2 separate regions of the Mus musculus genome follow, and region 2 is linked to region 1. A link is a loop called in an ENCODE intact Hi-C map of the cell type or tissue named here. Cell type or tissue: heart. All regions are shown on one strand. Links, peaks and the distances in the headings refer to the core of each region. The heading gives the core; the rest is flanking DNA. Region 1 has its middle 16 kb from the start of Gm12295. Region 2 has its middle 75 kb from the start of Gm12295.

Region 1 (5,378 bases), core at 71-5,070:
GGAGTTATCACAGAGAAAGGAGCCTCCCTTGAGGATATACCGCCATGAGATCCAGCTGTAAGACATTTTCTCAATTAGTGATCAAGGGAGGAGGGCCTAGCCATTTCAGGTGGTGCCATCCCTGGGCCAGTACTCTTGAGTTCTATAATAAAGCAAGCTGAGCAAGCCGAGCAAGCCAGGGGAAGCAATCCAGTAAGTAGCACCCCTCCATGGCTTCTGCATTAGCTTCTGCTTCCAAGTTCCTGCCCTGTATGAGTTCCTGCCCTGACTTCCTTTGGTGATAAACAGCAACGTGGAAGTGTAAGCTGAATAAACCCTTTCCTCCCCAACCTGCTTCTTGCCCATGATGTTTTGTGCAGGAATAGAAACTTTGACTAAGACAAGTTGGTACCAGCTTAATGGGGTATTCCTGTGATAACCTGACCATGTTTTGGGGAGGACTGTGGAAGGACTTTGGAACTTTGGGCTAGAAGAGCCATTGGGTATTAAGAGCTCTGTGAGATGTTTTGTAGGAGTTTGGAAGATAATGTTGAGAACAGTGCAAATGATGGAGGCCTGACTTGTGAAATTTCATAGGGAAGATTAAAGACTCTTATCACGGCCGTTGCTGTTTTGATTATGAAAATTCTGTGGTTTTGGTTAGCTGAAGCTGAAGAATCAGCTGTGATTAACAAGATAACAGAACTACTAAAGCGAAACCTTTGCATTACGGGGACTATTGACACTGGTTAGCTAGAGCTAAGAAATTGCCAGTAACTAAGAAGAGACTAGCATTATTAAGGTGAAATCTTCTGGGAAGTGTTTTCTGAGAGCACAAAGAGGCTGTGTTCCAGAGATAGTCAAGGTTGTATCTTGTGCTATGGCTGGACTGGGTAATGTGTAAGAGTCAACCAGATGGTACTGGCTTTGAAGCCATAAAGGAGTCATGAAGAACAGCTGAGGCTTGACATTATGAGAAGCCATGGAAGGCCATTGGTGAAAGTGCAGCCTTACTTGCAATTGATGGCCCAGGACTGAAGGGGTCATGCAAAGGAGTTGAGGCTTGGCACCATGAAGAGAGCCAATGTATGAGAGGCTATTGTTGAAACCTAGTTGCAATGGAAGACAGTGTTTTGGAGATGCCGGTACCATGAGGTGATCACCAAGAACAGCAGCAGCAGTGGAGTACAGGCGGCTGGAGCCTAGAAGACAAGGTGTGTGCTACAAAGGGGCAGGGCTGGAGAAGTGACCCAAGCCCTTGGAGGAGGCCAGAAGATCATGAGTAGAACCCAGACATTGGACAGTAAGAATTTGATTTTGCTTTTGATTGTGACTGTGCCCTGATAGTTTTCCCTCTTGAAGTAAGTAAGAAAGTATTTTAGTGGAGCTCACAGTTAAGAGACTTGGAACTGTAAAAAGACTTTGAACTTCAAAAAAGATTGGATATTTTAAAGGGATTGAAATTTTAATATGTAAGCATTTGTAAAGACTGTGGGACTTTTAAAGTTATTTAGACCTTGAGGATGAATAAGAAAATAAGGGTTGAGGGTTAATAGTGATACGTTTGTATGTCAAGTTGACAAGGGGTCAATTGTACTGGCTGCTTTGGTGTGTCAACTTGATACAAGCTGGAGTTATCACACAGAAAGGAGGCTCCCTTGAGGATATACCTTCATGAGATCCAGCTGTAAGGCATTTTCTCAATTAGTGATCATGGTGGGAGGGTCTAGCCATTGTAGGTGGTGGCATCCCTGGGCTGGTAGTCCTGGGTTCTATAAGAAAGCAATCTGAGCAAGCCAGGTGAAACAATCCAGTAAGCAACAATCCTTCATGGCTTCTGTATCCACTCCTGCCTCCAAGTTCCTGCCCTGTGTGACTTCCTGTCCCGACTTCCTTTGGTGATGAACAGCAATGTGGAAGTGTAAGCTGAATAAACCCTTTCCTCCCCAACTTGCTTCTTGCCCATGATGTTTTGTACAGGAATAGAAACCCTGACTAAGACAGATGGTAAGATAGCTCAGTCAGTTAAGTGTCATTATGTAAGCATGAAGGCCCTGACTTGACCCCTGCACCACATAAAAATCTGGACGTGGTGATGTGTGGGTGTTTTTGTCAATCTAAGCATTAGGAAGACAGAGATGGGAGGATAGCCAGGGTTCACTCAAACACACACATTCGAATACACACACACACACAATCACTTTAAAGAGTAAAATTTTAATTTCAGCATATCTGAGTTTGAGTGTTAAATAGTCAAAGATCTGTGAAATGATCAAGCAAATCCCTCCACAGGACAATGCTGTGGTCTTGACATTTGTACGAACTGCAGTTCAAAACTTTTCATATTTGACTCCCTTGTTTGCACAGCACTGGACATGCTCAGTGCTTAGCAGCATGCAGGTGCAGTGTGGACCACACTGGACGGCAGGAATTCGTAGGGTTGTAAGGGTGGGCAGCAATAAATAAAAGTGTCAAGAAGACCCTGCGGAATGGAACTGGGGACAGAGCCTGCCAAGATATAGAGGAAGAAACTTCCAAAAAAAAAGAAAAAATTCTATAGGTGCCAACAGTCCAGGAAGTGGAGTTGCAAACAAAGATGTACATATGACCTTCAAAGGAGTGACCTTGAGGAGGACTCCTTTCTCAAGCCAGGGCCTCAAGGAATGTATGAGGGACACAAGGTTCCCAAAATATGCATTGCTGCCCCTTTCTGGTGCTCATTAGCACAAAACGAGATCCATCTCCTTTATGAGCAATAAGGGACAGGAGCTGAGCTCTCTAAGTGTGTATTCAGAATGTGGGTCCTTCTGGCTTTGCAATGACAACACTCAAGAGAAAGTGCAGAACAGGGTGAATTTCTGCCTACTCTGTGACAGCAGAGGGTGCTGCACCCTCCCCCCCACCCCCTCTAACAGGGTTCATGGTGGCCCTGTGCATTTAGCCTATCTCAATGTTATTTTCTGCTCGCAGTTTTCTGGACAGCTGACACCCTTGACAGTGATAAGAGAAGAGGGTTCCCAAATGGTGCTGTACAGTCCGCTCAGAGCCAAGCAAATACACGAGAGCCTGCCTTATCTCTCCTGTTTCTCAGGGGAAGTGACACAGGCATGAGAGCTGCTGAACAATGTCAACCAGGGACAGAGCATCTGGTGAGACCAAATGGCAGCTAGCTAGATGGCATCTTAAGTGGGCCCTATGCTCTGTGGCTTAAGAGGGACCTGAAATGCATGAAAGGAGATTGAGGGACAAATGGCCCTAACTCAATACATATGGAAGACCCCTTGTATCCACACCCTGCATAGTGTGGAAAGTGCCTACTGTGCGTGAGTATTGCTGAAATGAATGGGAAAAAAAATAGATGGGTAGAGATAAAACACAGAAACAGACCTGTTGGCTGGGATGACTAACTGAGATTTGTTTTTTATTTCTTGCATCAAAACTCCCTTTATTAATTTTTACTCATTAGAAGTTATGGGATAGAGGGCAAGCAAGATGGCCCAGGGAGTCAGAGCACTGACTGCCATAACTAATGAGCTGAATTTAATTCTCAGGACCCACAGAGTGGAGAACCAGCAAGTTGTCCTCTGACCTGCACCAGCATGTCACAGTGCGTGTGCATGGCTACACACAAATAAATACGAGTTGTGAAACAAACAGAGTTTATACTTTTTAAAGTTTCCCCCTATCTAGGCCTTAAGCTCGTCTGTTGTCTGGGTTTTCCCAAACAGGTCTTGACAGATTGACTGTGATGTGATATGCCTGGGCCCCTGATTCACCCAGTCCCCTGAACTGAATCTCTATAAAAACGAAGTTCAGCCATGAGAGAGAAAGAAATTCTTTCATTTGCAGCCATGGGATGAACCTGAGGACAGCAGTTTCGTGAAGTCATCCTGACCTGCTAAAATAAATTGTGCAATGTGCTCATGGCTACATGGGATCTAAAGATGGCAGATTCATCAAAACAGAAGGGATGGTGGAAGCAGGGCTAAGAGATTTGGAGAGATGTCTGTGAGAGGAGAGAGAAGAAAAAGTTCAAGAGATTCGTGGTACACAATACAGACAATGGCGCATTGTACCTAAGATTACTGAGTGTAGGCCCACAGTCCTCTCTCCACAGAAATCAGTGCATGCTGTGAGAGGAATTAAGCCATTGGACACATGCAAGTGTTTCAAAATACCATGTGTATAAATTCTGTCAACTAAAACATTCTATAAGAATGAGAGGGTGCCTTCCTTCTTCACCGGCTGTCCCAGAAACCTCACTCAGAAGTACTCTCCAAAGATACGTACTGAAGGAAGTTCCAAAGACAGCCTGAACTGCAAGGCAGGAGAACCCTTGCAGAGAAGAGGAGCTGCCTGTGTTAGGTTTTAAAAGGGAGACCCTGAAAATATTTTCAGAGTCACCTTAGAAAGAAACTGTAGGCAGGGCAGGAAGCTATTTTACAGTTCTTCAGCTGGCTCTAGATTTTTCAATTTAGGGGTGTGTGTGTGTGTGTGTGTGTGTGTGTGTATGTGTTCAAAACTGCCTATCCTCAGAGATTTAGATGACCCACCCAATTTGGTCTTTCGTTTGTTTGTCTGTTTTTTGTTTTTAATGTTTCAAGACAGAGTTTCTCTGTGTAGCCCTAGCTGTCCTGGAACTTATTCTATAGATCAGGCTGGCCTTGAACAAAACAAAAAACCAAAAACAAAAAAAACAAACAAAAAAAAAAATCTGCCTGTCTCTGCCTCCTGAGCACTAAGGATTAAAGGTGTATGCTGCCACTGCCTCTACCCTATATCTGACTTGAGATTTGTCAGTTCAGCCCTACCCTTCCCACTAACATTGAGTACCAGGGTCACCCAAAATCACAGCTGTTAGGGAGAGAGAGAGAGAGAGAGAGCACTGAGGTTGAGCTCTTCTGTCCTAAAGATGGGTCTCTTGACGTTCTAGTCACACTACATCTCCTGGCCATCCAGATCCCACATCTATGATGTTCTCAGGGAGAAAGCAGAACCAGTTACATCTTTTCCTTCAGGTAGAAGGTTTTTGGTGTGTCCAGTGCTGAGCTCTCTACCCATCAGCCCTGACTAAGGAATGGGGCTACCTCCAGAAGCCAGCGTTCTGCCCCAGCTTGAAAGAGCACAGCCGGTAGGATAAAAGGAACAACTCCATTTGGGAGGGGCCTTGAACCCCATCTCTACCTCTCTAACAACAGCACATCTCCCATGAGTGAAGCTCATACTAGTAGCCAATGCGTGTTGACTGGTCCCCACTCTGTCATCTGGACCACAAAGCTAGATGGTCTCTGTCGCTTACATATACAATGGTTTTAACAACTTATATGCAAATTTGATCACTTTTGCCAGGGAAAAGAAGGAGCCATATAATAATACACCCAAGTCAAAGCTCACCAGAT
Region 2 (5,378 bases), core at 288-5,287, 58 kb before region 1:
TCACTAAAAAAAGCAATTTTTCTACTCTGTACTTAAAGGCTATAGCATGTGGATAGCTAAAAAATAAAAAAAAGTAGCCTCATAGCTTTATTGAATAGACTAGAATCAATGACCATGGCTACTCAGAGGCCCCACTCTCAGCTGTGTAAAAAATACAACTTGCCTTATTTCTCTGTAACTCTCTTTAATTTCTACATTGAATTCCAATTTGGCTTAGTTATGGAGATATAATCTTAGTTAAATAGGAGGATGTCCTCATCTAAACCCTAGGGACAGGGACGACATAAGATGCTATCACCTCCCACCTTGTCTGGTAGCTGTCTTGCTGTCCCACCCAGGGTGACTGGACCATGGAGCAGGTGGTGAGAGGGGCGGCATCCTTCCCAAAGATGCTTCTCTGGCCCTTCTTCTTCTGTGATTTGAAGAGTCTGGCCTGGAGCAAAAGGCTTCCAGCTTCTCATCTAATCTTTTACATCTTTGGTTTATGACCACACAACCTGGGATTTGGGACTCAATAGCTAAAAATATGCCTCCTTTGGTAGCTGGATTTTGTTGGTTTTCTTTTCTTTCGTGTTTAACAGAGGCCTCATTGACTAATGGAGGAAAAACCACAAGAAATACCAGAGAAAACATATGGATATATGTCTCCTAAGAGAAGGCTCACTTCTCTGCACAGAAAAACTCTGTGGAGATGACTAGAAAGTAGCCATTGCACTCCAGGGTGGCCAGTCTTTACACAAGAATTCAAAGCCAAACCCACATTTCCTGGCATTGCTTCTCCTTTCTATGCCTCAGGTTCCTCATCTAGAGAACAGGATGGGGTAATATATGTGTTCCATAAGGTCATATGTGTATAAAGTTGTCGATGAACTAATTATATAATTATTATCAGCATTGCAGCACACTTCTGGCCCTTAAAGCCATCATCACCTTAAAGACACTGGTGACTGTGATTTCATTAGCATGACACACAGAAGATCACAGACAGAGAAGGTGAACATGTCACATCCAGGGTTCCCAGGGCAAAGCAAAAGTGACTGGTCTGAAGTGTGAGAAAAAGCCAAATTTCCTAGAGATGGTGGCTTCTGGTCCCACCTGAATCAGATTACAGAAATGGCACGGGGAATCTTAAGAAGGACTCAGCCAACCCCAGTAAGTGAAGTGTGAGGTGGTGGCTGTAGCCACAAGTGGGAGACGGGTGAAAGCTTCCAGTCCACACATACTGCAGGGCTGGAGATGGAGGGGCAGGATGAGCAGAAAGGACGAGCAAGGCCAGCAACCAGTGTAGGACCGAATCATTGGAGCAGGCAACACAGGTGAAGCCTATCCTGAGATGGGATGCCAGTTTGAACATTTGCTAGGGGAGGAGCCACCTCTGGGAGCAGAGACAGAAAGGGAATATTGGGGGAGGGAGACTAGCTCACTAATCCCACTGCTACACAAGTCTCATTCTGTGTCATGCTGGTGGGTGGACATGAGGGTGGGAATTTGAGGATTTGAGGCCTAGAGCCAGTGTCTTAGTCAGGGTTTCTATTCCTGCACAAACATCACAACCAAGAAGCAAATTGGGGAGGAAAGGGTTTATTCAGCTAAAACTTCCACGTTGCTGTTCATCACCAAAGGAAGTCAGGACTGGAACTCAAGCAGGTCAGGAAGCAGGGGCTGATGCAGAGGCCATGGAGGGATGTTACTTACTGGCTTGCTTCCCCTGGCTTGCTCAGCTTGCTCTCTTATAGAACCCAAGACTCCCAGCCCAGAGATGATACCACCCACAAGGCGCCTTTCTCCCTTGATCACTAATTGAGAAAATGCCCCACAGGTGGATCTCATGGAGGCCCTTCCCCAACTGAAGCTCCTTTCACTGTGATAAATCCAGCCTGTGTCAAGTTGACACACAAAACTGGCCAGTACAAGCCGCTCTGGTCTATACCATTCTCAAGCTGCAATCAGCTGGGATGAATGGGTCTGGTGAGGCAGGGAAAGGGATGTCACATACAGGAGACAGGAGTTCAGGACTACAGAGAAGTCAGTGACCAAGTCATCCCTCAACTCTCTGCAAGAGGCAGTGGCACTAAATAGGGACAGCTTCATGTGAGTCAAGTCACATGAAGGTGGGTATGGAGCCAGAGACACGTCACTGTGGGCTGCCTTTGCCATTTTCCAGATGTAAATCGGCTTGCTGACTCTTCCCAAGCACCAATTTCTTTGAGAAAGATGGAGACTATAAGAGAATATTCCTCATCTGATTATTTTGAAAATTAAAGTTAGTTGTTTATTAACTCATCATGGTCCACTCACCATTACAAAACACTGTGAGACCTTCATCGTTGCGACGGTGGGATCTTGGGGCTTTATGAGACTGGAGCTGCTAAGTGAGTGATGAACACCTAGACTATAGATCCCTCTCCACTTAGAAAAGTGGCTGTGTTTTTTGTTCTCATGTATACTTTTTGTTTTTAAACAAAATGAAATGTTCTATGCTTCTGGACGCTGATGACGGTAATGTTCTCAATTATCATTGGACCAGAGCTGAAGTATAGTTCAGAGGTGGAGTGTTCTCCACATGCAGTAACCTTGAACAAGGTGGGCCCAGTAACACATTAGTCAGAGTAGCTGAACTAGACCAAGGGTTGGGTGGTGGCGGTCAGGCTCTGGGGTGGGGCACAGCCAGTCTTGGTTGCACATTCATCTGGATTCATTAGTTCTTGAGTTAGAGAGTAATAGGTTTAGAGAGGATGGTTTGGTAACGGGAACAGAATGGTACCACTTTCTCATATGTGGATACCAAGCATCTCATTGATTGAACAGACTTAAGATTTATCCCTCATGTAACAGTGACACATGAGTTAGGATTTCAGAGTCTAGTTCACAGTCTTGGGGACCCTTGGAATCCATGCATCTACCCCGCGGGTTCTTCATCTTTTAATGTTCTGGAAACCCTTTTGTAGACAGAGGGAAAGAGATGGGTTTATACTCTAGAGACTCCTCTAGACAGGAGAGAAAGAAATGGGTTTGCATTTAAGAACCTCACAAAGATGTGAGAACTACTCTCCATTCAGGGGTTGCGCAGCAACAGCCCATCATCTGGGTTGGTTTGTTGGCCACAGTTGGCCTGCTGTTGGACCTTGTGGGTCTGTTCTGAAGAGAAACCCAACTTTCCTGTGATAAATCTTTTACTTTCTCAAAGTGGTCTAGCTCCCCCTCCGTAGCATCGACTATCTGCACGTGATAATATTTTTCATATTTATAACAGTTGTCAGGTTAAGTGTTTTTGTTAAATTTTATGTATGACATTACACAGAGTTCCTTTGCGGACAGTTTTTTTTCCTGAAGGTGGTAGATTCATTTCTTAGGCTGTGATAATGGAGTCTCACAAACTGGGTGGCTTCAAACAATCAGTGAATTTATTTGCTCGTGGTCTGGAGGCCAGAAGTCTGGAGTCAACATTGGCAGTGTTGATTCTTTCTGGAGGGCAGGTCTCTCATTGTACCTCCCATGCTTCTGGTGATGACCAGTTAAATCTCAGCACCCCTGACCGCGTGTGTCTCTGCGACTGTCTCCTTACTGAATTAAGGTTCATTCCAACAGCTTTGGCTTAATTTCATTGAACCTCAAAAGATCCAAGCAGTGTCACATTTGCAGATTCTGGGTTGGATTGTCAACATATCCTTTTGAGAAACACAACTAGGCTTGCATCAGGTAAGAAGCAATACATCTCAGTTACAGGCAATAAGAGCTGAGCTCCCTCCCATTTTGTAATGGTCCTGACTAAGATAAGGGCCCAGCAACTTAAGCTTATCCTTCATTGTAAGTTGCAGAGACTGCCGTGATTGCTGCTACCTTAAAGAATGTAGAGTTTTCCTTTGTATGATACTTTTTTTTTAAGGACATGGAACAATGCACTAGAAACTGCACATTCTGTACCCTCTTCTATTTTCAATTTATAAATGCTGCATTCAAAATACCGGAACAGTGTGGCTTGTGGTTACTAACAAAATTAAAAATAAAATGAAAAAATCTTCATAACATCCATGTCACCCTGAGAGGGAAGCACAGCCTGGTGCCCTGGACGAGAAATGGACACAGGGCTGCCTTCTCACGCCTTTCTGCAGGGGTTGGGATTGAAAATCACTACCAGCTGGGTAGAATTCTGATCTATTTTGAAACAGATGGCTGAGACCTTGAAGCCATCGCCGGGGCTCCATTCTATTTCCCCAACTTGACGAAAGCCTGTAGGGATTCAATTTGCTCAGTAAAGGAGCAAAATCTGGGGGCAAGGGGGTGCTATCTCCTCAACACCAACAGTAGAAAATCCTCTAATGCCCTAGAGTTTGAGCATGTGGGTTCCCCATGTTCCAGCTCTCTTGGGGGGTACTTCTCAGCACTTTGCACCTTGCATCTTTTCAAGGGTGTTCATATACCCTGCCAATGCTTGAATCTCATGTTCCCTGCTAACGGATATCCCCTTACTGTCTCTTCGCTCAGAGTCTTGGCCTTGGCCTCATTCTGAAGCGTAGAATCCAATGAAGAGGGTTACCTTGAGAGAATACAAGGAGCAGGAAATCCACCAGCCCAAATCCTACAGAACCAGGAGGGACACAGGCAGTCTGACACAGTGGATCCCCAAACTCCCTGGGTGGGACTTGTGACTCATAGCTGAGGACTCTGTTTTATTCACTAAAAAGCTGAGAACTTGCTAATATCCGGGAGATTTGGGGAATAACGGGACAGCAATGCTAAAAGCTCAGCAAAAAGCATCGTCTCCATTACCCTTTATCAGCAGAACTGTCGCTGGAAACTGCAGATAATGTCAGGAAAAGGCGTCAGGGATATCCTTGGCCTCCTCTGTGGCATAAGTGAACCTGGCTGATTGGGCTGATTGGGCCTGCTCTGAAGTCAGTCTCATTGGCTATGGAACTGGCAGCCTCAAACCCACTCCTAGCTTGAAGCCCCAGGCAGCAGTTTCAATCTTAGTCTTAGATGAGGAGGGAAATCTCAACTTGGATAAAGAACATGGGTTTGGTTAGATCTAGATCATGGCTTATTCCCATTTCCCCTGGATTAATTACCGTTAACGTGTGATGAAATGTAATAGCCACAGTGATTCACCAGAGGAATGGCTTATTGGCTCTTACAGCTCCAGAGGTATCCATAGGTGGGGAGATAAGGCCGTGGGTGGGAATGGAGACTTGAGCAGGAGTTGAAAGCTCACATCTTCTGCTCCAGGCACAAAGCAGAGAGAGCAAACTGGAGGTGGGTAAGGCCTTCTAGTTCTCGAAACTGGTCCCCGTGACAGACCTCAGCAAGGCCCACTAACTGACCTTCCCTGGAAAGCACCACGATCTATAGACCAAACCTTCAAATGTGGAGGCAATTTC

What was found. Hi-C counts contacts between places; a loop is a spot of excess contacts. Peaks named below come from ENCODE experiments on the same cell type or tissue, not always from the same donor. Only the 100,000 strongest peaks of a DNase experiment are listed, where the experiment ranks them.
Region 2: it touches region 1 in a loop (2.0-fold over the local background); 3 of 42 quality-filtered maps call a loop at or near these places.

Annotation. Positions count from the first base shown.
Region 1 is chr11:65,301,631-65,307,008 of GRCm38, reverse strand. No RefSeq gene overlaps it. Among named protein-coding and RNA genes, the nearest start is that of Gm12295, 16 kb to the right of the region's middle. In heart, for the core only: a CTCF peak has its summit at 2,835 (motif pointing right); a DNase peak (open chromatin) is centred at 3,018; H3K27ac peaks cover 2,546 bases.
Region 2 is chr11:65,360,110-65,365,487 of GRCm38, reverse strand. No RefSeq gene overlaps it. Among named protein-coding and RNA genes, the nearest start is that of Gm12295, 75 kb to the right of the region's middle. In heart, for the core only: no CTCF peak of the experiment used is centred there; no DNase peak of the experiment used is centred there; H3K27ac peaks cover 3,719 bases.